Linked DNA regions of Mus musculus: regions 2, 3, 4, 5 and 6 are each linked to region 1. A link is a loop called in an ENCODE intact Hi-C map of the cell type or tissue named here. Cell type or tissue: heart. All regions are shown on one strand.

The links. A loop is a pair of places that touch in the nucleus more often than their neighbours do. Peaks named below come from ENCODE experiments on the same cell type or tissue, not always from the same donor. Only the 100,000 strongest peaks of a DNase experiment are listed, where the experiment ranks them.
Region 2: a loop joins it to region 1, with 4 times the contacts of the local background. A loop is called at or near these places in 14 of 42 quality-filtered maps.
Region 3: it touches region 1 in a loop (5-fold over the local background); 3 of 42 quality-filtered maps call a loop at or near these places.
Region 4: it touches region 1 in a loop (3-fold over the local background); 14 of 42 quality-filtered maps call a loop at or near these places.
Region 5: a loop joins it to region 1, with 5 times the contacts of the local background. A loop is called at or near these places in 16 of 42 quality-filtered maps.
Region 6: it touches region 1 in a loop (6-fold over the local background); 21 of 42 quality-filtered maps call a loop at or near these places.

What each region holds. Positions count from the first base shown.
Region 1 is chr7:116,243,366-116,248,365 of GRCm38, reverse strand. All of the region lies in intron 3 of Plekha7 (pleckstrin homology domain containing, family A member 7), which reads left to right. Among named protein-coding and RNA genes, the nearest start is that of Gm44867, 46 kb to the left of the region's middle. In heart, CTCF peaks have their summits at 820 (motif pointing right), 2,034 (motif pointing left) and 3,886 (motif pointing left); no DNase peak of the experiment used is centred here; H3K4me3 peaks cover 1,214 bases; H3K27ac peaks cover 4,552 bases.
Region 2 is chr7:116,605,545-116,610,544 of GRCm38, reverse strand. No RefSeq gene overlaps it. Among named protein-coding and RNA genes, the nearest start is that of Gm46018, 50 kb to the left of the region's middle. In heart, a CTCF peak has its summit at 1,890 (motif pointing right); DNase peaks (open chromatin) are centred at 474 and 2,674; H3K4me3 peaks cover 987 bases; H3K27ac peaks cover 996 bases.
Region 3 is chr7:116,130,112-116,135,111 of GRCm38, reverse strand. It overlaps Plekha7 (pleckstrin homology domain containing, family A member 7), which reads left to right. Exons shown (of 27, transcript NM_001305185.1): 23 at 1-73; 24 at 2,336-2,491. Among named protein-coding and RNA genes, the nearest start is that of 1110004F10Rik, 39 kb to the right of the region's middle. In heart, CTCF peaks have their summits at 511, 2,844 (motif pointing left) and 3,531 (motif pointing left); DNase peaks (open chromatin) are centred at 91 and 2,841; H3K27ac peaks cover 1,509 bases.
Region 4 is chr7:116,617,587-116,622,586 of GRCm38, reverse strand. No RefSeq gene overlaps it. Among named protein-coding and RNA genes, the nearest start is that of Gm46018, 38 kb to the left of the region's middle. In heart, no CTCF peak of the experiment used is centred here; a DNase peak (open chromatin) is centred at 2,076.
Region 5 is chr7:116,159,382-116,164,381 of GRCm38, reverse strand. Plekha7 (pleckstrin homology domain containing, family A member 7) reads left to right here. Exons shown (of 27, transcript NM_001305185.1): 10 at 1-350. Among named protein-coding and RNA genes, the nearest start is that of 1110004F10Rik, 69 kb to the right of the region's middle. In heart, a CTCF peak has its summit at 2,706 (motif pointing left); no DNase peak of the experiment used is centred here.
Region 6 is chr7:116,320,855-116,325,854 of GRCm38, reverse strand. No RefSeq gene overlaps it. Among named protein-coding and RNA genes, the nearest start is that of Snord14a, 9.9 kb to the left of the region's middle. In heart, a CTCF peak has its summit at 2,057 (motif pointing right); no DNase peak of the experiment used is centred here.

The sequences.
Region 1 (5,000 bases):
CATGTGTTCAGGATGCACAGGTGTAGACAGGGTGCCCGTTCTGAAGGGCACCTGCAATCTCATATTTGTCACTTTGGCCTTGCTCCTAAGGCAAGACCCCCCCCCCCCGTCTTTTTTTGTTTTGTTTCTTGTTTTGTTTAGTTGGTATCATTATGCCATGTTCATACGGGTGTCTCATGAACGGTGGACTTTGCCCACATCCCTGCCACACTTATGGGCTCCTTCTTCCATTTTGTTTTTGAGTTTCCTGATGCAGCCTGGGCTGACCTTGAACTCTGGATCCTCCGGTTTCAGCTTCCTGAGTGTTAGAGTTACAGGCGCTCACCACTCTGTCCAGCCTTAGTGGAACTGGGCAGTAGAGATGGCTACTTCTTTGTGCGATGCTTTCTTTACCCAGAAGATAACTGGCTGCTGGCGCCTCTGAGGCGTGAACTCCCCTTCTTGAAGGGAGCGCAGGTTCATGAAGGAGCCAGCAAGGGTCTAGAGCTTTGCAAGCCGCAGAGGGCTTTTAATTCTTCTTCAGTCAAGCTGAGCACCTTGGACTCAACTCTAAGAAGTGAAGAATACTGGATTCCTTTATTCATTCTCCTCTCCCCTCCTCCCTCCCTCCCTCCCTCCCTCCCTCCCTCCCTCCCTCCCTCCCTTTGGCTTCTTCGGTGCTAGGGATCAAACTTAGGGCCTGTGTGTCCTAGGTAAGCACGCTACTACTAAACTAGATCCCTGACCCCAGCTATCTAAAAGATGGTAATGATTTTATTTTTAAACATGTAATTATGTCAGGCAGATTATTTGCTTTTGAGAGTGGCTGCAGATACCATGCCTCTGATAGCCAGCAGAGGGCGGGAGAGAGGAGATTCTTCTGTCCAAAGCAGTGGCGCCCCCCCCCCCCCACGCCCCCGTGGCCCCCATCACACCTCCATGTGCCTCCTGTGTGCCAGACACTCTGCTGAAGCCAAAGACACAGACTACTCGTCCCCACAGAGGAAAGCAACGGAGGTTGATGAAGGAGACAGACCCACCCAGATGATTTTCCTGGTGGTCCTGTCCTCAGTTCTCCCTGCCCAGCCTGTGTTTGGCTATGCGCACTGGAGCCTGTCTGTAATCTCTCCCTTTCCAATTCACTTCCTCGGCCTTATCTGGGCGACAGCAGCTCTGGGTGCTAGTGTAGTGTAGCTGGTCTTTACTGCTCCCCACAGTCATGTTACCACCGTCCTCTTAGGGATGAAGACCTCCCTTTTTAGACTCCCTTTGCTTTGTGTGACCCGATCCCATGTGACTGTAAGACCTCAGTGACTGATTCTTGTCCTGTCTTCTCAGAGAGGCAAGGGCTATTCAAGGGCGCACACTACCACTTGCCAGAGGACTTTATCCGGCTTCCAGCGCACTTTACCACCCCCCCCCCCCCCCGTGCCCTTCCTGGCGTGTTCATAGCAATGACAACTTCAGGGGGAGGCGGTGCATTTGCAGATGGCCCTGTCCTGGGGTGGGGCGTGCTGTGCCACAGGTGGGGAGACTGAGCCTGAGCCCCTGCTCATCCCCTGGCTATCAGGGGCTCAGCAGGGCTTTTCTAGTAAATTCATGGCTGCTTCTGACAGCTGCTGAGTTCCAGCCTCTCTCCAGTGTCGGGAGAAGAAAGCCCACACCCGGGGCTGGCAGAGTCCTCAGAACATGTTCTCCCTGGTCTCTGCACTCGGAGGATGTGTTTATTGTACTAGATGCGGTGTCTCCTCAAGTGCAGGCACATTAAAGATGGGTATTACTTTCATAGAAGCCACTGGGGAAAAGGGAGAGGAGAGGCAGAGTTTGGGCATCCGAAGGCATAATTGGATTTATCCAGTAATTGTGGCAAGCGACAAGGAGCCAGGAAGTGCACTGGATGGGCTTGTGGGTATGGATTTGTCAGGCATGTGTTTTTAATTACTCTGTCTCTGTTGCCATTATTTTAATAGAGACCTAATTTTGAGAATGGGGTTCATTATTTAATTAAACTTCAGTAGGATTGGCAAATGAGCGGATCCGTGGCTCAGTGCTGCCCTCTAGTGTATACTTCATGGATTGTCAATCTTCAAAAAATACTTGGCAATAAAATATATTTCACAACTGCACCAAGCGTCAATAGATGCTTCTGTAAGGTTGGCAATACTGGGGACAGACATAAGCATCTATCATCATCGTGTGCTCAAGGATTCACAGATGACAGGCAAAAATCATCTCTGTTCTTTGCTCCCTGGAGAATGCGCCTCATCACAAAACACATGTGGCCAGCACATGGGATTGGGAGTAATTGCTGCCTTCGGGTTTGTTGGAGAGGAAGGTCCCCGAGGAAGGGCCCTGGTGGTGTTTGTAAACAAGACGAGGCGTTTGGTTCTATCTTTGGCTTGCTAGGCTCAGGAAGGGTTTTGGCTGGAGACAGTATTGAGAAAATGTCATAATTTTTATGTCTGCAAAGTTGTGCTTCTGGGCTGCTGTCTGCCTCACGTCTGCCAGCTTGTGTCTGCGCTCAGAAAGACTCTTGGGAAGAGCAGCAGACTCCAGAAGAGGATGGGCAGAGCCCGGATTTACCCATGAAGGATTCACACTGAGTCTGTGCTTGCTCCCCTGAGTGGCTTTGACAGGTCTCCCGGGAAAATGAAGTAGCTGGTGTGGAACCGGTGACCTTTTGTGAAAGGCAACAACCACAGAGACACCATGCACATACAGTGTCTTAGTGTTTGCCTCTTCCCTCTAGATTACTGTCGCATTAATTAAGGAGAGGGAAGAAATAAGAATACGGGTGCTAAGTATAAACTGATTTGTTGTTTTTATTTTGAGACCTGGCATTACTGTGTAGACCAGGCTGGCCTCCAGCTCTCAGATCTGACTGCCTCTGTTTCCCAAGTGCTGGGATTGAAGGTGCCTGCCTCCATACCCGGTACCAGACCTGTATTTTCTTCTCAAACAAAAAGAGATCAAAGTATTGGAGCATTTTACTTGATAATTAGGGTATTCCCTCTTCTAGTCTTTAATTACTCTCTGCATAAGCATCTTTATTGATGAAGTGGTTCTGACAGCCTGACACCCAGGTCTGTGACAGCCGGGTCTGTGACAGCTGAGCACTCTGTTCATTTATTTCTTCATCCCGTTTCACAGTGGATTCTAAGCAGCTTGTGGGAAGGGACAAAAATGATGACACACAGACACACACACACACAGACACACACACACACACACATACACGAATGCACATCCAGTTAGGAGAGGAAGCCCCAGCAGACAGGGGAGGACGGAGCAGAACCTTTGGTTGGAGCACACACAGTTCCTGAAGGCTGAGTGAAAACATGGCTGCCTGATGTGTCCCACAGTCAAGCTGCCTCTCAGAAATGCGCCCCTCACAACCTCTTCCCAACCTCTAGCACACTCTCTCTTCCTGAGAGCCCAGGAGGTGTCAAGATGAAATTGTTTTATCATGCTGTGACCCTGTGGCAGCTGGGGATTTGGAAGGGGCCACTGTTGGGAGCTTATTTTAGGAAACCTTTTATTGTCTTGACTTGTGGACCTTCCAAGTGGCTCCAGGCCCTCCCACTCTGGTGGGCTGCAGTGACAAGAGGACAGATAAAGGGAGTGTTGACGTGGGAGGGATGCTGGGTGATTGATAACCTTGTGCTCGGGCCAGGGTGCCTTCTGGAGATCATCAGGATGATTGCTGGTGCCCAGGCTCCTGGGAAGCTGCTCAGAGCATGGAGCCGAGATGTAGATGGGCCTTAAAGGCTAGGCTGGGGGCTGCAGAGATGGCTCAGAGGTTAAGAGCATTGGCTGCTCTTCTAGAGGTTCTGAGCTCAATTTCCAGCAACCACATGGTGACTCACAACCATTTCAATGTGATCTGGTGCCCTCTTCTGGTCTGCAGGCATACATGCAGGCAGAACATTATATACATAATAAACAAACAAACAAATAAATAAACATTAAAAAAAAAAAAGATAGTCCAGGCATGTGCTGGGAGTCTCAGAGTCATTGCGAGCTTGTGACAGCAAACCAGATGTCCATAGCCAGGAGAGCTGTCTCCTCATCTTCTCACTGTTACCCAGCAACTACTGCTGCCACTCACTGCCTTGTGACTTCTACCCCCACATCTGCTGGACTCGTCCAATCCATATGGATTTGAACTCTCCCCACCTCCTATCTTCTCAGGATGTAAAACTGGCCTCTGTTTCTCAGTTCAAAGCCTGGAAGCAGCTTTGGCTTTCCTTTGCTTTGTCCCTGTGAATGCCACCCATGAGCCTTGGTTCTAGCTTCAGGCTGTTGAGCCAGCTCCCACCCTGACCCCCTACACTGCTGCGGAGGGCCTCTTCACCTCTACTCCCTTTCCCCTATTTGTATGTTGTCATTGGCGCTGCCCTCACAGACCAGCGGGGATGGGTTCATTGCCTCTTTCACTGGGTCTTGGTTTCGCTGTCTGCAAAATCAGGGCAGCAACGGGGCTCATACCAAAAAGCTTTTAGGGGGATTAAAGTCCTTCACAGATACACACGCGCGCGCGCGCGCACACACACACACACACACACACACACACACACACACACACACACACACTTCTTAGCACAGCACACAGCTAAGAAGTGAATAAACACTGCAGCTTTACTCGCTGCCTCTGACTTCCAGGCCATCCTCTGGACGGAAGCTACAGAAACCTTTGCAAGGAACAAAATTGATCTTCCCACAGGCCGTCAGGTTCCCCACACATGGTATCTTGTTTCCAGGGAGACCCTCGGTTTCTTCCCACCTGTCTTCATGCCTGGACCCATCTTTAGAGCTCAGCTGGAGCTCCGCAGCTTAGGCCTCTGCTGCTGCCTCCCTGACCTCACCTGTCACAGCTTCACAGCCTTCACCTGCGCCCCTCTATTCTGTCATTATCCCCTGTGCTCGCTGTGCCTTCTGCAGAGAAACCCTAATTGGCACTTACCAATGGTCGAATAACAACAGCACTTCTTTCTTTCCCTTGATTTTATTTTATTATTTTA
Region 2 (5,000 bases), 360 kb before region 1:
CAGTTACAGGATTACACAGACACAAGTTTTACTCCTTTTTGGTGCTACTGTAAATCCATGGTTCCTTTCCATGACATCATTAAAACCTACCCCAGTGCCAGTACCTAAGTGGGGGCTGCCTGGTTGTCCTTCCCACAGGCAGTGCTTGGGGATTGTGGCATGGCACCAGATTGCTGCCTCCCACCCCAATTAACTTGCCGAAGCCCTGACAAGCAGGAAGAGGCTGCTAAGGCTGAGGGGAGCAGAAGCCTCACGAGAGGCTCCACAGTTCGTTTTTCATCTCGCAAGAGCCAATTTCAAACTCGCCTCGGGTCATAAAAGAAATTAATTTGATTCTCTCAACCTTGCTCTGAGTGGACACATGTCCTCCGCTGCAGCATCTGCTCAATCCAGAAGGAAGGAACCGTCCCCTTGAAACGAGTCCCATTTCAGGGTTGAGCCAATATCGTTCGCCTGGAGTCTGGGAGCAGCTGCCCGGAATACTCTGGGCTCTGTTTTGCTGGTGAGTTTCTCAAAATAGTTCTCCTATCAAAGGCAAGATTCAAGTCATGGGAGGGCTGCTCTCAAGGACATGTCCTGGAAGAGATGGTCCTAGGCATACCACTCCCTACAGACATTAGCTCCAAGTATCTCCCGCATCAATAATCATAAACACGTTGAAGCTTGTGTGTGTGTTAGCCATGGTCCCTGAATTTACTCAGCTCCTGATAGTTAGACCCAATTGTGGTAGACACATTTAGGGTCAATCCACTTTGTGAACCTCTGGCCTTGAGTAGACGGGACCTGACATTTGCTTTGAAATGGCTAAGGCAATGGCATCCTGTTCTGACTCCATTTTGTGTTTGCTTTGATAATTCTCAGCCCTTTGCCCCACTCCTGCCTCGGTTATATCCGCCTCGGCAGCACATTTGAGATTTCCATGACCTTGACTCCTAGTATTTACAGAAGTATTTACAAAAATAATCACCAAGTTCGGTCTAAAATAACTGCTGCGCTCTGCCAGGAGTGAATGCTGGAGGATTACTCTGACCCTGGTGGAACTTTGATACATCTCTGTGGTTTTGCCTTTTAAAATGCTAAATCCCTGAAGTTGGGCACCAAGACATTTCTCAGAGACCAAGAGGATTGGAGACAAATAGGACGAGGAGACAAAACAGAACCACCAGTGACAAAATCAAACAACTACAACTACCTGGGTCAAACTTTCTTGTCATGCATTTAATCATTTACATTATTTACACAGTTGGCCAAACATTCACTCAGCAATCCCAAAACCAGATCTCTCATAAGAGGTATAACCAGAATACAGGGTAACCCTACTACTGGCATGCTAGTTTAGTGTAGGAGGACTAAATCAGGAAGAGGGCTTCCAAAAGAACTGGGTCTTCTTTGGACCTAAATCCCTGATCTGGAAAAGAAGCCCTTTCTTTGGGGTGTCTCCTTAGCCAGAAGTCTCCCCTTCCATCAACCGGAACTAGAAACCAGAAACAGAATTTAATTCAGTACCCAGAACTTAATTCAGTACTCTTGAGAGTGTTAAGAGGACTCTGTCTTCCTGTTTGGGAAAATATCTCTCCAGACTCACTGCGAGGAGGGCGGCCCTGGAAAATTTGTCAGGGCCGGCCCCCTCACTACCACCCCACCACCACCACCACCACCTCTGCCTGGCCAGGAATACGGCTCCTCACGGAGCCAGGGGAATCTCCCTGATACCTCCAATGTAATTATGTACCTGAGATAATTACTGACAACCACTCTGATTAAGCAAATTAGGAGTTCTGAGTCCTTAATTAATAGTCCTGTCCTCCCCTCTATCCACCCTTCCACCCTGCCTCCTGGCTCTTGCCTCCCCAGAAGAAAAGTGGAGCTAAAGCTGATTCTGCCGGGTTTTCCGCATTGTGCCACTAGGTGGCAGCCCCTACGTGCTTTTTTTTTTTTTTTTTTTTTTTTTTTGATCCTTGGAGAGTCTACGGCTGTTTGTTCTGGATTCTGCCACTAGGTGGCACTCAATCATTCGTCTTTTTGTTTTTTGTTTTTTGGGGTTGGGGTGGGGTGGAGTGGGATGGGGGGCGGGTAGTCTTTCCTCTCCAGGACAGAGGGAAATTCCAGCCATACCAATCCGATCCTGGAGTCAACTGTCCCTACTACACGTGGAGTTTCGATGAGTCCCACCAACAAGGGAGCTGTGGCAGGTGTTTAGTGGGGTCTTCTCTCATTTAACTTGGTCATAATAGAACTTCCTTTAGTCAATTAAGTTGAGGACCATCGACTCGAAATTCTCACCCCTTTGGTGTATGCGCTAAAAAAAAAATTTCTCCCAAGGAGCTGCGGAGGAATATGGGAAAAGAAAGGCTGCGCACTTACTTTGAGATTAACTGCTCCTCTTCTGAAGTGAAATGACCATCTACCAGTTCCCTGGACAACGCTATCGTGAAGGCAGTCTGGCTCAAGGTTTCATCGGCCCCCACGCGTCCTGATCAGGCAGCTTATATTGATCAGTGGGGCTCTAGTTTAAACCCACCTGTTCAGCTTAAACAGTTTGCTTCTAGGGATTATTCTGCTGTTCTGTGTTCAGTTGGAGCCTCCAGCTTGCCCCCTCACCCATCTCCCTATCCCTACCACCACCACCCCCAAGTCAGTAAACTCGATCCCTCCCTCTCTCCAACCCCCACTCCGGAAAGCCTCTGAGCAGAAGAAAGGCACCCAAGCCCAGTTCCTGACAGCTGTCCCAACCCCGCCCCTGAAGTCGCCAGCCACCTAAGCCCCCCTTCCCCCCCCCCAAAAGATGACCACAACAGGGCACAAGCCCAGCGTGTAGCAGACACGTGATTATCCTTCGCCTACAATCCATAAAAAACTTCCCTGTCACAGCCTGCCCAAGACTTTTTCCGGTCTCACCCACTGAGGCTGGCAAACTCGCATGGGAGTCGTTCCCAAATAAACCTGCCCTTTTTTACTTCTAATTCCGCTTGAATTGACTTATTTCCTTAGCTGAGAAAATCTACTAATTTGGTCTCTAAAAAATTCCTTGTCACTTGTCTCCCAACACCTATCCTGACACCTTAAGAAACCAAGGCTTTCCCCCCCCACCCCCCCACCCCCCACTCTCCCAAGCCCACCTCAGGCCATCTTCTCCGTGTCCTCTACCTCTTCCAGATTCACACACACACACACACACACACACACACACACACACACCTCAGGCCCCTCCTTCCCATCCTGTCCCACCCCACTCTATCCACCCCTGCCCCCACCCCTTCACCCACTTCCCCTTCTGGATCTATACACTCTTTTACTTCCCTCCTGGTGGAGACATCCAATTCCCCAACCTCCCCCTCCCACACCACCTTCTCCACCATTGGCTTTCCACTTGAGGTCCCACCATGCCCCAGACTCTACTCAGACCCCAGCTTCTGTTGTTCCATTGGTGGAGATGCTGTGCCCTCCTGGGGCACAGAGTAGCTATTTAGAGGAGGGTCATCGCCCTTTCCCGACCTCTGTTCTTTCCTCTACTTCAAATCTGTATAATTGGAAGACCCAGGACCCCCTCCCACCTTTTCTGGATAAGTCCCAGGCCTAATTGTCCTGCTGGATGCTGTTCTCTGCATCCATCGCCCCATTTGGAACGATTGCCAACAACTCCATCTGACCCTGTTTGCTTCCAAAAGGGGAAACATACTGGGGAAGAGGCAAGAAGGCTTTTTTTTTTTTTTTTTTTTTTTTTTTGGTAGTTGATGTTGAAGAGCTAGTCACTTTTGACACACCTTTCCCATCAAGGCGCCTGGATTGGGACCCTAATGCATATTCACGAACTTGTCTACAACTATTGGGGTTCTTTAGAACCCAGAAAAAATATTCCAAGCTGCTTTCTGAATTTACACCTCTTTTGATCCACTGTCTCTGGAAAATGCTAGGGCATTAGATTTGGCCTTTGTCATTCAGTCAACTCCAGACATCAGTACAAACTCCAAAGGCTAGCAAGCTTTGTAGGGATGGATACGTCTCAGCTCATCGAAGTGTCCAGATAACCAGGACACTGAGAGGCAGGCAGGCTGCCTTGGATGCTGACCGACCATGGGCTGGCAGGCAGCATATGTGCTGGCTGCCTTCCAGTCAGCTCATTTGAGACTCTACTGCTCATGTCCAACGGAGGAGCCTCAAAAACAAAAAGATGGAAAGAACCACACTGGAAAGGGGTCAATGTGCACATTGTAAGGAAAGGAGACGTTGGAAGAACGGCCAAACTATCCCAAAGCAATGGCCCAACCACAAGGGTATTACAGGAAGAGAATCAGAAGGAAGGCTCCAAGAACCCATGGCCACTACTTTTATAGATGCTGGGGCAGACATTTCTGGTTTTAAAAATCCAATGGGGCTACCTACTACTACAAAGATGCCAGTACACAGTACACAATACTACTACAGAGATGTAACAACACAACACCATTAAAGGTGATCACCTTGGACCTAAAAGAGCGGTCAGTCTGGGCCACAGACAGGTGACCTGTTCCTTCCTGGTGGCTCCAGACTGCCCTTTCCCACTTTTAAGCTGAGAGCTTCTAGGTGCCACCATCTCCTTTACTCCTCAAGAAACTGAGATGCCCTTTGTGCCAGCCTTCCGATTCAGCTATGGCTGCCCTGGAACAGATTCCCAGACCTTTGTACAACTGACACCATGATCAAAGTCCTCTTCAGGCCATGAAACTCAGCACATAGACGCTGTGAAACTGGGAAGCCACATTGTAGTTAAAGAGCCGAACTGTTCCATCTCCATCCCTTACAAGAATAAGTTTCTGTTTCCTGAACCTAATGTACCCTGAAAATCATGCTTTTCAACCTATACTGAACTCAGGACCCCAGGATGTGTGATTGGCCTTTGCCTTACAAAATATGGTTTCAAGAAACCTTAATCTATACCCATGACCGCCTCTACCCCACACTACATAACTCCCCGCTGCATGATACACATCCTTGCTTTTATTCTTACCGTTCATTAAATA
Region 3 (5,000 bases), 110 kb after region 1:
GAGCCAAGGAGAAAAGACGGGTCTGCTCTCAGCCCGATACCTCAGCCAGCCACTGCCAGGAGATCTCGGCTCAGTATGTTAGGCGGGGCTGGGACAGAGGCCAGAACTTCCCCGAGTCCCCCAAGCAGACGCAAGTCCCCTGCCAGGGTGACTTACTTGGTTGACCGTCCCAAGGGGCTGCTTGTCCACAACTCCAGCCGCACGTGTGAGCTGGCCAGAGGATGACCGGGAAACAAAGCAGTAGGGAGGTCTAGCAGCAGAGGCCTCATCCTTTCTCCACGCTGAGTGGGAGGAGGCTCTGGGCTCAACGAAGGACTTGAGAATGTAGGATTCCAGTAGAGCAGATGGGAAGGAACGGTATGATATGCAACTCAACCACACAGCCTCCCAAGCAGATCCCGCAGCCAGGGGAGGCAACTCAATAAGGTGCTGGTGGTCTCCCACAGCCCGCGGGGCTGAGGCCTCAGGTACTCAGGAGGGCTGGGGAAATTGGTGCTGCCCCTGGTGGCTGGCGCTGCACCTGCCCACGGTTGCCTTAGGCTCATTGTGGGGACATTGCATTTGGCTTTGGGGTTTGGAGCCCCCAGTTCCCCAGCCCTCTAGCCTGACTGCTCCCTCCCTAATTCATTGCACAAGCTCCTACGCTTCTAGTGTCTGCGCTCATTGCCTCTAATCCTGCCTGATTGTCTCTACAGACGCTCTGAATTGGTACTGGCCCCTCTCTAACCAGCCAGTGCTGTCTCTGACCAGGCTTGTACTAGCAGCTCTTGGCTCCCTAGACTAGCAGGCATCCCTAGGTGTTGCTTACCTTCCCACTGCCCTGCTTTGTGTAGGCCAGCTGACTGATAATTCACCCATCCAAAAAGCTGCTCTGTGAGGACCACGGTCATTAGCAGTGGTCTGGGCATTGGGGATTTACCGATTCCATCCATGCCTTACCCTGGACAGTAAATATCAGCTTTAGAGAGTGCGTAGTCTGAAGCCATTTGGTGGTAACTCCTCCTATCCCATCATGCAATTCCTTATTGCTTTTGTAATTCTTATCTAGTAACTTGAATAGATAGCAAAATAAACTGTATTCAGAGGGCCTCTCTGCAGCTGTTAGTCACCAAATGACTAGAATAGTGTCTTTAAAAGCTATAAACCCATTAACTTTTAAGTATTATAAGTAAACATCAGAACCCTGACTTTCTACAACCTGCTGTCTGGGATACAGAGAGTATTTCCGATCCACAACTCCAATCCTTTGTGCTTTTTCTTTGGGGGAAAAAAAGGCTTGTGTAAGTCTCGTCAGCGCCAATAAACATATTGCTTCCCATTACGGATTGGCGTGGTTCTTCCGCAGGGTAGTTTGCAGAGTGCGGTGAACTTTTGCTGTTTGTGGAAGCAATCAGGCTGGGTTTAAATGAGGACTTGTCTCTTTTTGAGCACTTGTGAGCGTGTAAGGAATTGTGTGTTTTCTTTGTGAACCATTAAATTTATCCCTGGACTTCAGTTGCCTAAGTCATCCAAACTGTAATTGGAAAACCATCAGCACACACAATTCTGTTGGTTTGCTACGGAGGACCCGAGCTTGTGCATGAATGTGTGGAGCGTGCTGACATGGCGACAGGATCGGGTCGGGGTGGTTGTGAGGTATCTTTGGCTGCTGGGGTACTGTGAGATGAATGGAGTGAGAGAGAGGAGGTGACCTGAGGCATTAAGTATCGTCTCATCCTCACAAGAGAGTCCTTTGTTCTTTTAAGGTCAGAGGTCTGAAGTGAACAGGAAGCCATCTTGGAACTGCGCACACGTGCCTGGGTAGATTTTTCCCTCCTGGGAAGAGACATTGATACAAAGTTGCCACTGTGAAACAGCCTTGGAGCAATTCCCTCTGATCTCACTTTTAGTTTGTTTTCTATTTTAAGGAAACTGTCTTATCTCAAATGGTTATCATTTTCCACGGCAGTTTGCAACACTGGTGGTCAACCAACTCCTTGGTACTGATTGGAACTCTCTACCAATTGCTGGGTCCCTGTGGACCACTGTAGGCTTAAAGTCATGGGTCTTCCTCCAGGACCCTACGGATGCACATTTGAATACTCAGAGGTCCTAGATCAGAGCACAGCCAGCAGTGTGGAAGAGGCCACAGGACGAAGGCAGAGGCCAGTTTTCAGTTACACACACACACACACACGCACACACACACACACACACACACACACACACACACAACACAGCTATGACACTTGCCTAATGTCTCAAAAGTCCGTCTTCCCAGGTCCTTAGGCCTCAGGGCCCTGTGTGGTTCTTGAATGGGTCGGAAAGTGAGGTTAACCCTCTCCTCTGTTGCCAGTGGAAGCGAGAACAAGAGTTTGACCTGCAGCTGCTGGAACGGGCTGCTCAGGGGGACAGAAAAGACAAAGAGGAGGGCTGGCTGAAAGTGCAAGCCACACCTGTCATGGAGTTGGACCTGGAGCCACAAGACTATGACTTGGACATCAGCAGAGAGGTGAGGATAGGGGCTTCCTTCATGCTTTCTAGAAGTCACCAGGCAGGGTTCAGCTTCACTGTTGCCCAGGAAGGTCCGGACGCTTGAGATCGTAAAGGCGTCCATGTTCTAAATCACACTTAAGCCTATTTCTGATGATGTGGGGAGAATTAAGTGACTCAGCATGTTCCCAAGAGGATTAGAAAATGTTCCCTGGATCATTAGTGGTGGCCCTCGAAAATGACCTCTTAGGCAGACTATCATACGTGGTGGGAAAATACAGGGCAGGTCTGAAAAGTCACAGGAGACATTTCCAGCCGGGACTGGAGCCAATTTCGATCTGAACTCTTCTGCTGCCCTCTAGTGGCCCACTTGCCTCATGACAGGTCAGGCCTAGGAAAACAAGGCAGGAGAAAGGAAGGGAGGGAGGGAGTGCCAGGCAGTCTTCTAGACATCTCTGGTCACCTGTGGTCTGTGGGCAGTGTCTGCAGCTGTTTCAGTCCTTTGTGTCCCTAGCACTAGGATGGCACGCAGTAGGCATGCTATAAATGTCTGCTGGTGGAAGACATTGTTATATGAATTTCCAGTGCCCCAAAACATTTGTGTAGGAACTTGGCCTGCTGCATTTTTCCCAGGTGTAGGCTGAGTTTGGGTGAGATTCTAAGTCTTCCACAGGTGCCCTACTTAGGTAGAGGGGGAACTTTGCCACTGTGGTTGTGTGTGTGTGTGTGTTAAAATCTGGGTCTCACACATGCCAAGTACATAGAACTACATACCTAGCCCTCCCATTTCAAGAGACAGGGCAGATCCATTTGCAGGTTTTTGTTTTGTTTTGTTTTTCCCTTTGAATGGTTAGGGATTCATGGGGGAAAGGAGCTCTGAGAACAAAGAGAACACTGTAGGTAACTCGGTACTTGAGTTTCTAGGTTCTTGGTTCTTGCAGTCAGTAAATTCAGCCTCCTGCCCCAGGTCTTTTTCTCTGACAGCCTAAACAGTAGCTGCCAACAGTCTGGCGGCTTTCTTATTCACAAAGAGCCTCCATGTGCTCTTGGCAATGCGAGGCTGCCCTCTGCTGTCCTTCCTTATCTCTAACCTAAATCCTCCTGCTACAATGCAGTCTACTTCCTACTCTAGATCTGTCCTGGTCGGATGACAGATTTTTTTCTTGCCACCTTTCAACAAACTGAAGGGCCACATGGGTTCAGTTCTGCTACTGAGACCAAAATCCACCTAGTCAAGGGGGAAGAAAACTATCTTGAGGCAAATTAAGATGACATTTTGAAAATCGCAAGCTTAAATATTCCTAAAAGCGTGGACAGAGGTTTTCAGAACTTTAGCTAGCAGGTTAAAAACAGGGATTCCCACTGGTGCTGGGGGAAAACAAAATTAACTTTTTTTTTTTTAATTTAAAATGTACTGAGACAACCAGTAGAGTTGGTTCTTTCCTACCATGTGGGTCCCCAAGATCAAACTTGAGTCATTAGCCTTGGCAGCAAGCAGCTTACCTACTGAGCCATCTCTCAAATGCACAAATTTAACATTCTTGCAGGAATGGGGTGCTATGAAGACTGAATCTGTATATAGCATGGGGGAGGGGCCTTGTCACCAGAGCACTGTCCCAGAGGAAAGAATGAGAGAGCTTTTAGGAAAGGTAACTTAGATAAACCTGCAGAGTCAGGCTGGGGGCAGGTGGAGAACTGAAGAGAGGACCATCAGTCTTCATCCGTTAGGTGAAGGTAAAAATCTACGCTCTGCCCAGAAGTACGAAAAGCACCTTGGTTATTAACCGGTTGCATGCTGTCACTGCTGGTTCAAGCTTTTCAGTCAGTCAGGTCTGACCTGTACGCCCCCCAAAGTCAGAAGTGTGTTTGAGATGGGAGAGGTTTTACTACGGTTATGTCAGCTCACCCATCCGTTTTGGGTGGTCTCTAAGCTGCCTGGCTCTGGTTCGACCTTTTTTTGTTTGTTTATTTGGTTGGTTAGTTGGTTGGTTGGTTGGGCTTTGTTATTTTCTGTTTTGAGACAGGACCTTTCTAGGTAGCCCTGGCTGGCCTGGAACTCACTGTGTAGACTAGAGATCCACTTGTCTCTGCCTCTCCAGTGCTGGGATTAAATACACGTACTATCTCACAGCCCTGAAATAAGACTTCACTTACTGAAGTCCTATTTCAGTGCCAGATCCCTAAATTAGAGCAGAAGAAAGCTCCTTAGGTGGGAAGGACACCAGAGCTCCCACTGAGCCCGTGTGGCTGGAGGGTCGGCTCACTGGGGCTTTGAGTGTAGCACTAAGGATCAAGTGCTTCCTGTGAGAGTCTCAGCGTGTTGCCTGCCTTCTGTTTCCCTTTCCCCTGGCCTCTAGAAAGCCGTCTAGTGTAGCAGGAAGAGCATGTGCTTCGGTATGAGACTCAGGTTCGAGTCCTTAGTTCCACAACTGATTCTTTTGATGATCTTAGCAAGTTTCTTCTGGGTGAGCCGTGGGGGACAGGCCTGGAGCAAGAGTGGGGTTGAGGCATGTCCAATCCCTAGAAAT
Region 4 (5,000 bases), 370 kb before region 1:
CGACTAAATTTGCATTTTCGCTCTGTTGCAGTACATCTCCTCCCAAATATGTCCCAGCAATGAAAACATGACTCAGTTAATATAATTACATGTTGTGCGCCTAGATTGGGCAGATCTACCGCTACACTACCATCTTCCACAGCTTATGAGACCCCTTAGAACTTGATGTTTCTCCAGCCCAGGTGCTTCTGCTCTATTTTTCTTCATCTTTGTCTTCCTCCTCCTCCTCTTCATCCTCTCCCTCTTCCATTTTCTCCTTCTCCTCTCTCTTCTCTTCTGCTCCACCTTCCCTTTTCCTTTCCTTTCCTTTCCTCTTTCCTTTCCTCTTTCCTTTCTTTTTCTTTCCTTTCCTTTCCTTTCCTTTCTATACTTGCTTATAAGAAGCAGCTTGTCAAACCAGGATTTAAACCCAAAATTCCCGTGGAGCCCACATTAGACAGAATATGAGTATCCTGTAAGACTTATCAGGTGCACTGTACCTTGAGCCACAGACATTTATTTAATTAATCCGCATTATGATATCTATCTGTTATGCTCTCTACCTGGAGCCACAGAATTCTAATAATTAATACCTGTTCATAGCAGGTGATTATCACTGCTCTCTCTACTTGGAGTCAGTGACTAATATTCCTATCTGGTTCTGAACTGCAGATAAAATTTCCCATCTTTAGGTACTACACCTACTTATAAGAGGCAGCTTGTCAAACCAGGATTTAAACCCAAAATTCCCATGGAGCCCACATTAGAATATGAGTATCCTGTAAGACTTATTAGAGCACTATATCTTTACACCTTCTTCAAGTATCAAAAGATTCTATTTCTCTCTTTATAGAAATGAATTACCTGGTCCAGAGTCCTTTGTACCTTTGTTTCCCAATTATTTATTCACAGGGAGAAGCTGAGTGTAAAAAGATCTGAGTTGACTTTGTCCCTGTTTGGAGATGGGGGAGGCAGGAGGGAATGAAGGATACAGGGAAGCAAACACAGAAAGGCTCTCTCAGGCATAGATGCCTCTCTGCTTTTCCCTGTAGACCCCTAAAATCTAGTTAGCTTCAAACCCATACTGCTACAGCCTAGGTCACTGCCCAAGCCCCATTCAGGGGTTGGGAGTCAGTGAATTTTTATTTCAGGTCAGTTGAATTCAAATCAATATGTTGGGTGCCATTTTGTTGTGGCAAATGTCCTCCCAAATATGCCCCAGCAATGAAAACAAAGTTAATATGATTACATGCTGTGCACCTAGATTGGGCAGATCTACTGCTACTAGTGGAAGAGGGGAAAGAGGAGAAGGAGAAAATGGAAGAGGGAGAGGATGCAGAGGAAGAGAAAGACAAAGATGAAAAAAAGCGGAGCAGAAGCACATGGCCTGGAGAAACAACAAGTTCTAAGGGGTCTCATAAGCTGCAGAAGATGGTAGTGTAGCGGTAGATCTGCCCAATCTAGGTGCACAACATGTAATTATATTAACTGAGTCGTGTTTTCATTGCTGGGGCATATTTGGGAGAGATTTACCGCAACATCACTCTGTGTGAGTGAGTGAGTGAGTGTGTGTGTGTGTTAGTGACTTGGCCTTTCTGGGCACATTTAAATGTAAAATGCGAATAAAAAGAATGTCATCTTTAAGGTGATTGTAAGACTTAATTGTATAAATGATATAGGTTCTGCACAAAGCCTAACACATACTGCATTCAAAAGGTTTACTGAATATACTTTATGGCCCTCTTCCTTGTGCTTTGAATAATGTAGTCACTAGCTGTTGGGGGAAAAATAAGAAAGAAGAAATACAGGAGAGATGGTCACTTTTATTCTTAAAATGACAAGAGAGGGAGAGCCAAGAAAACCAGTCTCGGCTCTCCTTGGCAGTAACACCACAACAGATCAAAGATGTCCTGCAGGTGCCACAGCCGCAGGTTCACAGACTCCTTCCTGCCACTCCTCAGTGAGACTCGGATGACAGGCCAGCTGCCCTTAGAAGATTCTAGTTTCACTTCTCCATGAAGAAGGGAAGTTCCTGGGGCCTGAGCATTGCATCAAGCCTGCTGATCACATCAAATGCATTCTGCCGGGGAAGCTTCAGGGCACTCTGCAGCCAGAGGGTGAGTCCAGCAGGTGTCCAGAGCCAGAGATGCTGTCAGGATGTCAGTAGTGAAGAGATGCTTCTGCAGACACTTTGTGTACTGTCCTCATGGCCACCTCCTGGTTTAGGGTTCCTAATTGGTATGTCTCCTCGTCTCTACATCTCCTTGGAAATAGGTGAAGGAGACAGCACTGCAGAGTAGCTGAGTGTAAACTTTGGTGTGGCTTTGTATCCTGATTCTGCAGCCAACAGGTGGGTCCCTGCACTGGACATTTTCCCCCAGCCTTCCCTCTCCCATTTGGAGTACAGGTGAGGACACCCAGGACCAGACAGATGAAGTGGTTTGCCCAAGGTCAGATGAACACCTGATGTGTTGACACTGAACCTTGGTGGGTTTTACCTTCTATCACTCCAACTTCAACTGACTTATACCTCAAATGAACTTCAGAAATGCTCGGAGGATAGATGCTGGTCTACTTGCATGCTGTCTGACTTAACACCTTACACAGGCATGTCTAACCTCCTGGCTAGAGGCTACAAGCATCCCAGAATAATCATGAAAACAGCCCGTGACATCTGTTCACAACAGCATTATGTCAAGCTGTTAAAAGACTGGACATCTCTGGCCTCACAGATAAATATTTTCAGAGCAGAGGAACTTGGCCACTGTCCCTAGGCACTACAGGGGAGAGAAGAAGCTAGACCTGGGATTCAGGCCATATATCATCAGTGATTTGTGCAAAATATGTGCTCAGTACCCTGACTATGGCAATCAAGTCACAAGTGGACATGCTTAGAGTCTGGATGTAACAGAGTGATCAGCCAGTCGTCCCATTTCCAGTGCTTAAAGCACCACACTCCAGGAAACTGCCCAGACCTGGACAAATCAGGACAAGAAGTCACATTAGTTGCGACATAATTGAACACGAGAGCAGAAAACCTGTCCATTTCTGACTGTTGTCCAAAATGCTGCGTTTGTGTTTAGCTTCAGGAGAGCAATCACACATAGTGGTTAAAAACAAAGAGCCAGAGGGCTAGCTCAGTAAATTGCTTGCCCTGTAATGATGAGGACCTGAGTTCCATACTTAGAACTCCTTAAAGGAAGAGAGAGAGAGGGAGAGAGAGAGAGAGAGAGAGAGAGAGAGGGAGAGGGAGAGGGAGAGGGAGAGGGAGAGAGGGAGGGAAGGAGGGAAGAAGGGGGGAACATGGTAGCATGGACTTGTAATCTCAACTGAGAGAGAAGCAGATTTCTAGACCTGCCAAACCAGCCTGTGCATGTGAGTATGCCTGTGGGCATGTGTGCATGCATGTATTCTATAGGTTAAAATATATGATAGAACACTGACCAAGACCTACTTGAGGAAAAAAGGCTCATTTCATCTTACATTTCCATGTCAAAGTTAGTCCATCGCTGAAGGAAGTCGAGGCAGGAACTGAAGCAGAGCCCACAGCACTGCTGTTTACTGGCCTGGATCCTCTTGGCTTGTTCAATCTGCTTTCTTCTATATCCCAGGACCAGGTGCCCAGCATTGGCAATATCCACAGTGATCTGGGCCCTCTCAAGTTCATCATTTTAAATGCCTTGGACATGACCACGGGCCAATCTGATGTAGGCAATTCCTCAATGAAGTTTCCCTCTTCTTAAGTGTCTTTAGTGTATACCAAGCTGACAAAAACTAGCCAGCACACCAGCTGTCCACAGCTCACCCCCTTGAACATCTCTGCTGAAACAGAATTGTTATTCAGGCTTCACCCTGCATGTGGCTAACCGGGTAATCTGGCTGGAAGGCAGACTCCAACATGAGAGCTGTGGAAGGAGCTACAATTCATGAGTTTATCAGCACCCACGTGATCCAGGCTGCTGGTCTGAGACATAGGTGTAGATTTCATTTGCTTTGACACCACAGCTTTCAAGAATGGCTATTCCTATTCAATACTACAAGGACTTGCCTTAAAGAGGGGCCATACCCCACTGGCCTCAGTTCATGCTGTAGAAATGAGTGGCTTTCCTAACAGCTGTCATTAATCAAAGCAAACTATATTCCCACCCCCACCCCTGGCAGAACTATTGACCATTTTCCCAAAGATGCTCTCAACTTCAAAGTACATTATTGTATTAGTCAGGGTTTTCTAGAGGAACTGAACAGATAGAATGATTGTGTGTGTGTGTGTGTGTGTGTGTGTGTGTGTGTGTGTGTGTGTGTGTGCGTGTGTGTGTGTAAGGGGACTTATTAAAATGCCCTATAGGCTATGGTTCACCTAGCACAACAATGGCTATTTACCAATGGAAGGTCCAAGAATCCAATGGAAGTTCCAAGAATCTAGCAGTTGTTCAGTCCATTGGGCTGGATGTCTCAATTGGTCTTCAGTATATTCTAGAATCCCAAAGATGTAGGCTGCAATGGCAGTAAAGGCAGTGAGAGTGAGAGCGAGCAGGGAAAGAGAGAGCAGGCTTCCTTTTTCCATGTTCTTTATATAGGCTTCAGGCAGAAGGTGTGGCCCATATTAAAGGTGAACTTCCCATCTCAAAAGATCTGAACTATGGTGAGCATGACAACACATGCCTGTAATCCCAGCGCTTGGGAAGCAGAAGCAAGTAGATCTCTGTGAGTTCCAGTGTGAGACCAGCATGGTCTACAAAGTAATGAGTTCTAGGACAGCTAAGGCTACATAGAGAAACCCTGAAAAAAGAAAAAGTAAAACAAAACAACAACAACAAATGGAATAAATGTGGAGCTTCCTATCTTGAAGATTAGGATTTAAAAATGGGCCTTCCTTCAGATTATTTAACTAAGAAAAAAAAAAAAAAACCCTCACAAGTGTACCCAGCCACTTGGTTATTAGTTAATTCCAGATGTGGTCAAGTTGACAATGAAGAATAACCATCACAATCATGAAATCTGCTGTGAGGTTGACTGGGGCG
Region 5 (5,000 bases), 84 kb after region 1:
GAGGACTCCTATGGCTTCAACAGGAGGGAGCAGGAGGAGGAACGCTTCCGTGCTCAAAGAGACCCACTGGAGGGCAGGAGGGACAGGAGCAAGGCCAGGTCCCCATACTTGCCAGCTGAGGAGGATGCCTTGTTTGTCGATCTACCTGGTGGGCCCCGAGGCCAGCAAGCACAGCCACAGCGAGCCGAGAAGAACGGGGTGCCACCTTATGGCCTGGGAGAACAGAATGGGACCAATGGGTACCAGCGGACTGCTCCTCCCAGGGCCAACCCAGAAAAACACAGCCAGAGGAAGACCGGCCTGGCCCAGGCAGAGCACTGGACAAAAGCTCAGAAGGGGGACGGCAGGAGGTTAGTCTAATGTGATAACAAGGGTGGGGCCGGTCGGGTGCTGTCATTTCTCCAGTACCTGCTCAGCTAATTAACCGCTCTACCTCTATGTGAATAACCTTAACAGTCCTCCACAGGAAGGTGGTAGCTCTAATTTACAGACCAGAGAAATGGGCTTGGAGAAGGGAGGTAGCCTACCTAGGACACACAGCTTAGTGGCAAGGCTGTGTTTAGAGTGTGGTCTGTGGACACAGATGGCCAACAGTGTCAGTAGCTGATCAGCTTTGCACTGCTGTCCCTCTGCTTCCAAGGAGTCTCTGTAGACTCTTGAGAGCACTGAGACCCAGGTGTCACCTCCCAGATGCCTGGAGGAGCCCCGGGAAGAACCCAGGTATTGTGGAAACTCATCCTGTCATTGGTAGGGGCTCATTTGAAGAAAAACATTTTATGTTTATGGGTGTTTCCCTGCATGCATGTCTGAGTACCAGATATGGGCTAGTGCCCATAGAGACCAAAAGAGGGCATTAGTTCCCCTAGAACTGGAGTTAGAAACAGTACCATGTGGATGGATGCTGGGAACTAAGCCTGAAGCCTCCGCAGGAGCAGCAAGTGCTCTTTAACAGCCAAGCCATCTCTCTAGACCCTTTCTTTCTTTTTTCTTTTTAGACAAGGTCTCATTATGTAGCCTGTTTGGCCTGGAACTCACTGTGTAGACCAAGCTGGCCTTGAACTCATAGAGCTCCACCTGCCTCTACCTCCCAAGTACCATGAGGAAAGACGTGCACACCCCACCCAGCCAGAGCTAGTTTCAGAGTTTAAATCTGAAGGCAGTGGACAGTAGGAATGAAGGAGCCACCAGAATGCCTGGCTCTCGAGACCTTTTCATGGGAGAAAGTCCTTGCAAAAAAAAAAAAAAAATTAGACCATTGAGCTTCTAACTCGTTGTTGATGAAATGGGACTCCACAAGGCTCTCACCACCCACAGACCTCGTTATTCCTCGCCACAATGGCCTGCCCTGTGGAAGGCACAAAGGTGGTGTGTGTCAGGGAGCTGAAGGGAGGGGGATCAGCAAGGGGAGGAGAGGCAGTGGCACTGAGGCTGAAAGCAGAGTGCAGAGAAGATGCACATTGGCCCTGGGGTTGTACCGTCCTAAAGGGGCTGCACCCCGTGTTCCCAGATATTTGTCCTTAAAGATTATGTAGCTGGGTTTCATGGCACATGTCTGTAATCACTAGAGGGTGGCTGTAAGTTCCAGGCCAGTCTGTTCTACACACACACACATACATGCACATACACACATACACGCATACACACACATACATGCACACACACTCACGAAAATATATATAAGTATATGGTAATTTCCTATGGTAAGTGACCAATGGGTCTGGCTCCTTAGTGAAGGAACTTCCTCCATTTTCCATTTGAAAACACAGATAAAGAAGCCAGCTATCTCACCTTAGTGTGTTGTAAGACTGTGCTGACCTCCTTGTCACTGGACAGAGCACACAGAGGCATTGGAAGGAAGTCCACATAGGGAACTATTTCTCACTTATCCCCATATTTGAGATATATCTAGATTGCATCTCCTGTAATTTAACGCTGTTGGGATGGGGTTAGCAAGAGTCTTACATACCGGTACTTAGAGTCCTCGCCTTCTACTTTCACCGGCACCCAGTGTTTAAAGTAAAGTGTACTTATAAAATAAAAAGGTGGGTGGGGCCAGGGATTAAAAGCCGATCAGAGGGAACACAATAGGAAATGAAAGGCTTGCATGATTGACGTGGAAGCGAGGGTGAGGGATTTCTTCAGCAAACAGGAGCAGTCACAAAAGTTGACCTTACATTTGGCGTGACTGTCTTGCAGCCACTTTCTCAGGATATCCTGTTTAATTTTTCTGGTTTTGGAACCACAGGGCAGGTGGTTCCTAATACAGGACTATGTAAGGCCAGGTTGGACACATGTCTGTTGTCAAGACAGAGGCTGCCCCAGGAGCACCCACCTGCTCCTGGGACCTATCCTGCCCCTCCCTCCACTAGCCAGTTAATCATTATAGTTTGGCTGCAGGAGCCAGTGGCCACCATCCTACTAATGTCTGAGGTCTCCCCAAATGGTAGACAGTGCATAAGTGGGAAGCAGGGACTGAGGACAGCCTCCGGATTTGGGATACTTAATAGTGGGAATGGGGGACTGTGACCATCTAAACATGGTAGGCAGGTACTCTGCATAGGCTGTAGAGACAGATGGACGGAGCAGTCCCACATCTGCTGACTGCTTCGGCCACCACCCACCTCTGAGGATTTGGGAGCTGCTACCACATTAGACGTGGGCTTTGGGAAAATGAATGGAAAACCTCTGCCACCTAGTGGCAAGCAGGCACACCTGCATGCTAGACAGGTTTGGGTTGAAGTGATCTTAAAATTACCTCAACTGAATGAAAAGAAACTGAGAAAGGGAAGCTGCCATATTTGATGGCACCTATTTCTGTCCCTCACGATGGTGAGTCAGAGGGGCTTATTATCCACGTTGTGCAGAGAGGCGAGTGAGGGTAGAGCAGAAGAGATGGACGTGAGGTCAGACGATATGAGTGATGTACTAGGATTGGAATAGCATCCTTCAACCTCTGGGGCTGTTTAACAGGGTGAAAGTACCCTGCCCAGAGGTTATTATTCATAGATCTCCTGGGCTGAAAGACCTACATTTTGAAATTATATTTTATATAGGGTCTTGATCCCAGACTGGCTTCTGGTCTGTTTATGCCACACTGGGAGTTGAACCCAGGGCTTTGTGGATATTAGACAAAGACTGTTAAAACTGAATTATATCTCTATCCTGTATTTCTAAGATTTTTAAAAAAGATTTATTTTATTTTATTTTATGTGTACCATGTGTGTGTGTTCCTGCTGTCTGCAGAGGTCAGAAAAGAGAGTCAGAGCCCCTGGAACTGGAGTTACAGATGGTTGTGAGCCACCATGTCGGTGCTGAGAATTGAACCCAGGTCCTTTGTAAGAGCAGCCAGTGCTAAGGCATCTCTCCAGCTTTTACTTTTAACCAAAAGTAATAACTATGGGAGTAGAGAAATGACACTTGGCACGAGTGATTCTTGTGCAGTTCCACCCATGTCAGGCAATCCCAGTGTTAGGGGGCAGACAGATGGATCTGGGAGCTCACTGGCCAGCTGCCTTAGTCAGACAAGAAGTTCTAGGCTAGGGAGAGACACTGTCTCAAGGGAAGGGGGCAGAGAATGTTAGAGCAGGACCCTTGATGTCCTCTTCTGGCCTCCAGACACAAACATACATGGGTGTGCCCACTCCAACACATGTGCATACACACACAAACATAATCATACATTTGAAAAAGTAATAGTTATATATTGATGGAACAGATGGGAGATTTTGGTATATGCATACATTGTGAAGCTGTTGAAACATTAATATTCATCACCTCACCCACATATCCTTATGTAATGTGGTAGCAATAATCACTCTGTTCTTTGAGAATTCTGAAGTTATTATTATTAGCTGTGGTCCCCATGTTGTGTACAGTGGGGCTCTGATACATGCTCACGTGAAAGTCTGCACAGCTGACCAACATCTCCTGCTTCATCTCTGCCATCGCCAGCCTTACTCTTTGCTTCTCTGCATCCCATGTACAAGCGAGAACATGCAGTGACTGGCTTAATTCAGGAGCCTGCCCTTTGAATAAAGCCTCAGGTATTGCTGCTGCTGCTGCCGCCTCCACTGACCATATACTCAGAGTTAGCATCATCCCAGAGCAATGACTGACACACAGTGATGTTTTTGTTATAAGTTTGCCATGTGAAGTTGATGAGACAGAGTTAGGATTTGAACCCAGGCTTCTGTAATCCCAGAGCCTATTCTCTTTACAAGGTCACACTACCTTGCAGATTAGACTGAAAAAAGCAAACGACAACAAAAAAGAACTTAGAGAGAGAGAGAGAGAGAGAGAGAGCAGACAGACAGACAGACAGACAGAGGTGGGGGGAGCGCACACACACTTGAGCAGGCACATGGATGCTGCAATGCACATACAGCATTTAGAAGAACACTTTTGGGAGTCCATTCTCTCCTGCCACCGTTGGTTCTGGGGATTTAGTTCAGATTATCAAGCCTGCTTGGCAAGCACTCTATGTACTAAGCCATCTCACTGGCCGTAAACTGTAAAAAAAAGTTTGAATTTATGTTCTGAATGTTTTGCCTGAGTGTATGTCTGTGCATTGCTGTGCATGCCTGATGCCCATGGAATTCAGAAGAGGGAGATAGATCTCCTGGAACTGGAGTTACAGGTTGTTATGAACCTTTTGTGGCTGCTGGGGATTGAACCTGGGCCCTCTGGAAAAGCAGCAAATCTCTGACTGCTGAGCCATCTCTTCAACCCCTAGTCTTTGACAATGTTTCCTGTATCCTAGAATGGCCCAGAACTTATTGCACGGCTGAGGACGCCCCTGAACTTCCTTTATTTAAAGATTGATTTACTTATTTAATGCATATGAGTCCACTGTCACTGACTTCAGACACACCAGAAGAGGGCATCAGATCCTGTTACAGATGGTTGTGAGCCACCATGTGGTTGCTGGGATTTGAACTCAGGACCTCTGGAAGAGCAGTTGGTGCTCTTAACCGCTGAGCCATCTCTCCAGCCTGATCCTG
Region 6 (5,000 bases), 77 kb before region 1:
GTGGCTCACAACCATCTGTAATGAGATCTGATGCCCTCTTCTGGCATATCTAAAGACAGCTACAGTGTACTTACATATAATAAATAAGCCTTTTTAAAAAGACAAGAATTATAAATATAATTACTATATTTTTCTAGAAAAATCAACACACACACACACACAAAAACAAAAAACAAGCAAATGAAAAATGAAAGAAGAAAGGTAAAAAAAAAATCCATCAAGTTAAGTGACTTTAGCTGCCACCCTACCCACTTCATTTATTTTCCAGGACAGGGTCTCTTTGTATCCCTGCCTGGCCTGGAACTGACTATATAGCAGAGAATAAAGAACCCCTGATCTCTTGCCTCCATCTTCCAAGCACTCGGAATGCCTTGGTACCCAGCTAGGTCCTTTGATCTGGGGAGGCAGGATACTGGGAATGGGGTCCAGGGCGTTTGAACAGTGTCACTGCAGAGCACTTCTGTCTCCACTGTTCTCTTAACACTGTCAATCTGTCTGATGGTGTTACTAATATGTACAAATCAGCTTGCTTTAGTCAGAAATGGGGGTGGTTTTCTCAGCTCCACGCTGGTGCTGTTTCTGCCATTGTAACCTTACCTCCGTCACCTTGCTTCTTACACCGTTATGTGTTGCTGTGGCTACAAACCAAATGAAATGTTTAGCTGAATTCCCAGGTCAGGATAACGGTCCCTCCCTGAGGCAGAGCCATCTGGGGAGTTTGAGCTCGGGCTAACATTGCAGTTCTAAGTAAGGTGGCAGGCTTTGCCATAGTTGTCTCCATGGGGCTTTGGGTTTTTTGTTTTGTTTTGTTTTTTGGTTTGGTTTGGTTTGGTTTGGTTTTTTGGTTTTTCAAGACAGGGTTTTTCTGTATAGCCCTGGCTGTCCTGGAACTAACTTTGTAGATGGCCTCAAACTCAGAAATCCACCTGTCTCTGCCTCTCGAGTACTGGGATTAAAGGCGTGCACCACCACGCCCGGCTCATAGTTGTTTTTTAATTGCCAATAATTTCTTTAAATCTCTGTGGGGTCCAGAATTATGAAATCAGCCCGTTCACTCAGCAAGTGTTTCTAAGCTTGTCATTTTAGTGACAGGCTTCAATGAGGAACATTTTAGGAGCTAGCTGCATAGCTAATGAATTGGCTACATCATGTGTATTGGGTGCCTGCTATAAACAGAGCTCTATGCTAGGTGCTGATGAGATGATCACAAATGATCGTGTACCTTAGAAGGTTCACAGACTGCTGGACATGGCGGCACACACCTGTAATCCCTCCATTTGAGAGGTACAGGCAGGAGACTCAGAATTTGAGATCATTTTTGACTATTTAAGCTAACTGAAGGCTACTCTGCTTAAGGAGACACTGTCTCAAAAAGACTCAAGACTGTTGGTGCGGGCTTTACTCATTCAGTGTGGAAGCTTTGCGCTGGAGAGACTGCTCAGCAGTTAAGAGTACTGACTGCAAAAAAAAAAAAAAAAAAGAGTACTGACTGCTCTTCCAGGTCCGGAGTTCAAATCCCAGCAACCACATGGTGGCTCATAACCATCTGTAATGGGATTTGATGCACTCTCTGGTATGTCTGAAGACAGCTAGAGTATATATATGTGTATACTTCTGGTTGCTGCAGGTGCCAGGCATGCATATGCTACACACATACACACATATGATTTCTGAGTTCAAGGCCAGCCTGGTCTACAGAGTGAGTTTCAGGATAGCCAGGGCTACACAGAGAAACCCTGTCTCGAAAAACCAAAAAAGAAAAAAAAAGAAATAAAATAAATTTAAAAATATATATATATATGTTATATGTATATATCATAATGTGATTAAATATATTTTTGTTTGTTTGTTTTTGTTTTTCTAGACAGGGTTTTTCTGTGTAGCCCTGGCTGTTTTGGAACTCACTCTGTTTTTTTGTTTTTTTGTTTGTTTGTTTGTTTGTTTGTTTTGTTTTGAAGTTTTCATTCTCCTGCCTCTATTTCCCCATGCTGGATTACAACCCAAGACAAACCCTCCAAATGAGACAGGCAACAGGCTTTGCACTGCCGGGGAGCCCAGTAGAGGGCAGCAGGGGCCTGGCTGGCCCAAGCTTCCTTTCAGTCTCGAGTGACTGAGCCTGGACAGTCTTCTGGAGGAGAAATTAGGTTCAGTACTGAAGAAGGAAAGTAGAAAGTACCTTGCGGCCTTGGGAGAAGATGGCCTGCATAAAGCTGGAGAAACGAGGATTGATGCACGGAAACAAACGTGTGGGGATGGAGATAGGTTGCGGGCCAGTTAGACAGGGGCTGTCTGTTTTGTATATGCAGCTCAGAGTGCCTGACTCCCACCACACTTAGTGAAACTCAGAAATGGTGGTGCAGCCCGAGGGGGGGAGTGAGGTCAGGAGATGAATGGAGGACAGAAGAGAAAGACGGGTTTACTGACTGAACACCTACTAATGCCACGTGGTCATGGGTCTTTCAGTTCATATTTTTGTTAATTTTTAACTGTATGCTATGTCTAAATATTTAAATGTTTTTGTTCTTTGAGAATTTCATGCAATTTTTAAGTTATGATTTTTATTTTAAATGTATGTATGTTTTAACTGTGTGTGTGTGTGTGTGTGTAGCATATGCATGCCTGGCGCCTGCAGCAACCAGAAGATGGTTTAGATCCCCTGGAACTCTACCTACAAATGGATATGAATCACACCATGCAGAACTGGGAATCGGAATCGAACTCCGGGTTATCTGGAAGAATAGCTGATGCTTGTAACTGATGGAGCCATCTCTCCAGCCACACTAAATATTAAAAAAACTACAATTTCCTTTTAAAGTTTCAGGGCTCAGTTGGTAGCATTGAAATGCACAAAGTGGGTTCAGTCCCCTGTGCCACATAAAACCTGGTGTGGTGGTAACTCAGCTGGAGTTCCAGTGGAGGCAAGAGGTCAGGAATTAGCCTCTTCATTCAAAAATCATCATTCCAGGTTATCCTCAGGTGGTAAACAGCCTGAGTTCCAGGCCATCATTAGGCACACCCTGAGTTCCAGGCCAGCCTGGGCTACACTAAATGAGAGATTCATCCATGTTTTCTTCTTTCCTTTCCTTTCCTTTCCTTTCCTTTCCTTTCCTTTCCTTTCCTTTCCTTTCCTTTCCTTTTCTCTTCTCTTCTTTCTTTCCCTTCCTTCCTTCCTTCCTTTCCTTCTTTCTTTCTTTTCTTTCTTTCTTTTTTAATTTTTTTTTATTTTTTGAGACAAGGCCTCCCTTGCTGGCCTGGAACTCCCTTTGTAGACCAGGCTGGCCTCAAATTCACAGAGGCTGGCCTGCTTATCCCTCCTGAGTGCTGGGATTATAGGCCACCATGCCTGGCTCTTGCATATTCATTTGAAACATATGCATGTACCTTGCTGGGGCATCTGACACCTGCTGCTTCTCCAGTCTTTAGCAGCAGCATCCAAACTGTGACCTGTGGCCACCTTCAACTGTCACCTTTATTATTAAACAGGCAGAATCTCAGGCCTCACACTGACCCCCAAAAGCAGAGAAAGGGAATCTGCATTTTAACTAAGTGTTCCAGGAACTCTGATGCCTATTAAAAGTATGAGACATTGGTGTAGTGTGTTAGTTACCGTCTTGTTGCTTGGGCTGGAGCCCAGGGTAGCCCTGAACTTACACCGTATCTCAGACTGGTTTTGTCTCCCAGCCTTTCAAGTGCTGGGATTGCAGTCACTAGCTCCCACTGGTGGACTGTAAGAGTTTTATAAATATATATTCTGCACTGTTTGTCAGACAAATCCACAGTGCAGGTTCTCTCTCTGGATAGCATCAAATTTGAGGCCTCCCAAGTGCATGATGGGATTATGGGATTATGGACATATGCCTCCATACCTGGAGACAGGGTGTCACTGTGCAGTCCAGGCTGGCCTGGCCTGCTATGTAAACTAGGATGACACAGACCTATTAGCCCTTGCCTCCTGGATGGATTGAAGGCATGTGTCATACCATGCCCAGTCTTTTAAAATATGTATTATTATTGTATGTGTATGAGTATTTGCCTGCATATGTGTACCATGTGTATGCCTGGTGCCCATGGAGGCCAAAGGAGGATGCTAGATCTTTTAGAACTGGGGTTAGAGATAGATATGAACTGAGATGTGGATGCTAGGAACTGAACCCAGGTCCTGTACAAGAGCCAGTGCTCTTAACTGCAGAGCCATTTCCAGCCAGGCTTTTAAATGAAAGATTTACTTTATTTGTGTGGGTGTATAAATGTGATTGTTTGTGTTTTCAGGTGCTTACAGAGAACCGAAAAGGGCATAAGAGGCTGGGCAGTGGTGGCGCATGCCTTTAATCCTAGCACTTAGGAGGCAGAGGCAGGCAGATTTCTGAGTTCGAGGCCAGCCTGGTCTACAGAGTGAGTTTCAGGATAGCTAGGGCTACACAGAAAAATCCTGTCTCAAAAAACAAAAACAACAACAACAAAAACAAGGCCGAGCATGGTGGCACACGCATTTAATCCCAGCACTTGGGAGGCAGAGGCAGGCAGATTTCTGAGTTCCAGGCCAGCCTGGTCTACAAAGTGAGTTCCAGGACAGCCAGGGCTACACAGAGAAACCCTGTCTCGAAAAAAACCAATAAATAAATAAATAAACAAATAAATAAATAAATAAATTAAATTTCTTTCTTTTTAAATCCTTATTTCAGCTGAATGCATTTGGGCTGTGAGAAGCAGCAGGGGACCTAGACTTCCCAGAGGCCCAGGATGTATCTGAGTCTGCATTCGTCCTGAGGACTCTCTAGTTGCTGCTAGAAGAGTGAAGTTTTAGATGAAAACTCTTCTCCTTCCCCTCCTCCTGCCCCATCCTCTCCCTGTCCTAGCTTCCACCCTACTTTCTTCCCTCCCTCCCTCCTTCTCACCCTACTCCCTCCCTCCCTCCCTCCACTCTGTGCTGGGGATTGACTCCAGGCAAGTGCTCTATCCCTGAGCTCCCCAGCTCAAGATCAAAACCTCTAATATATGTC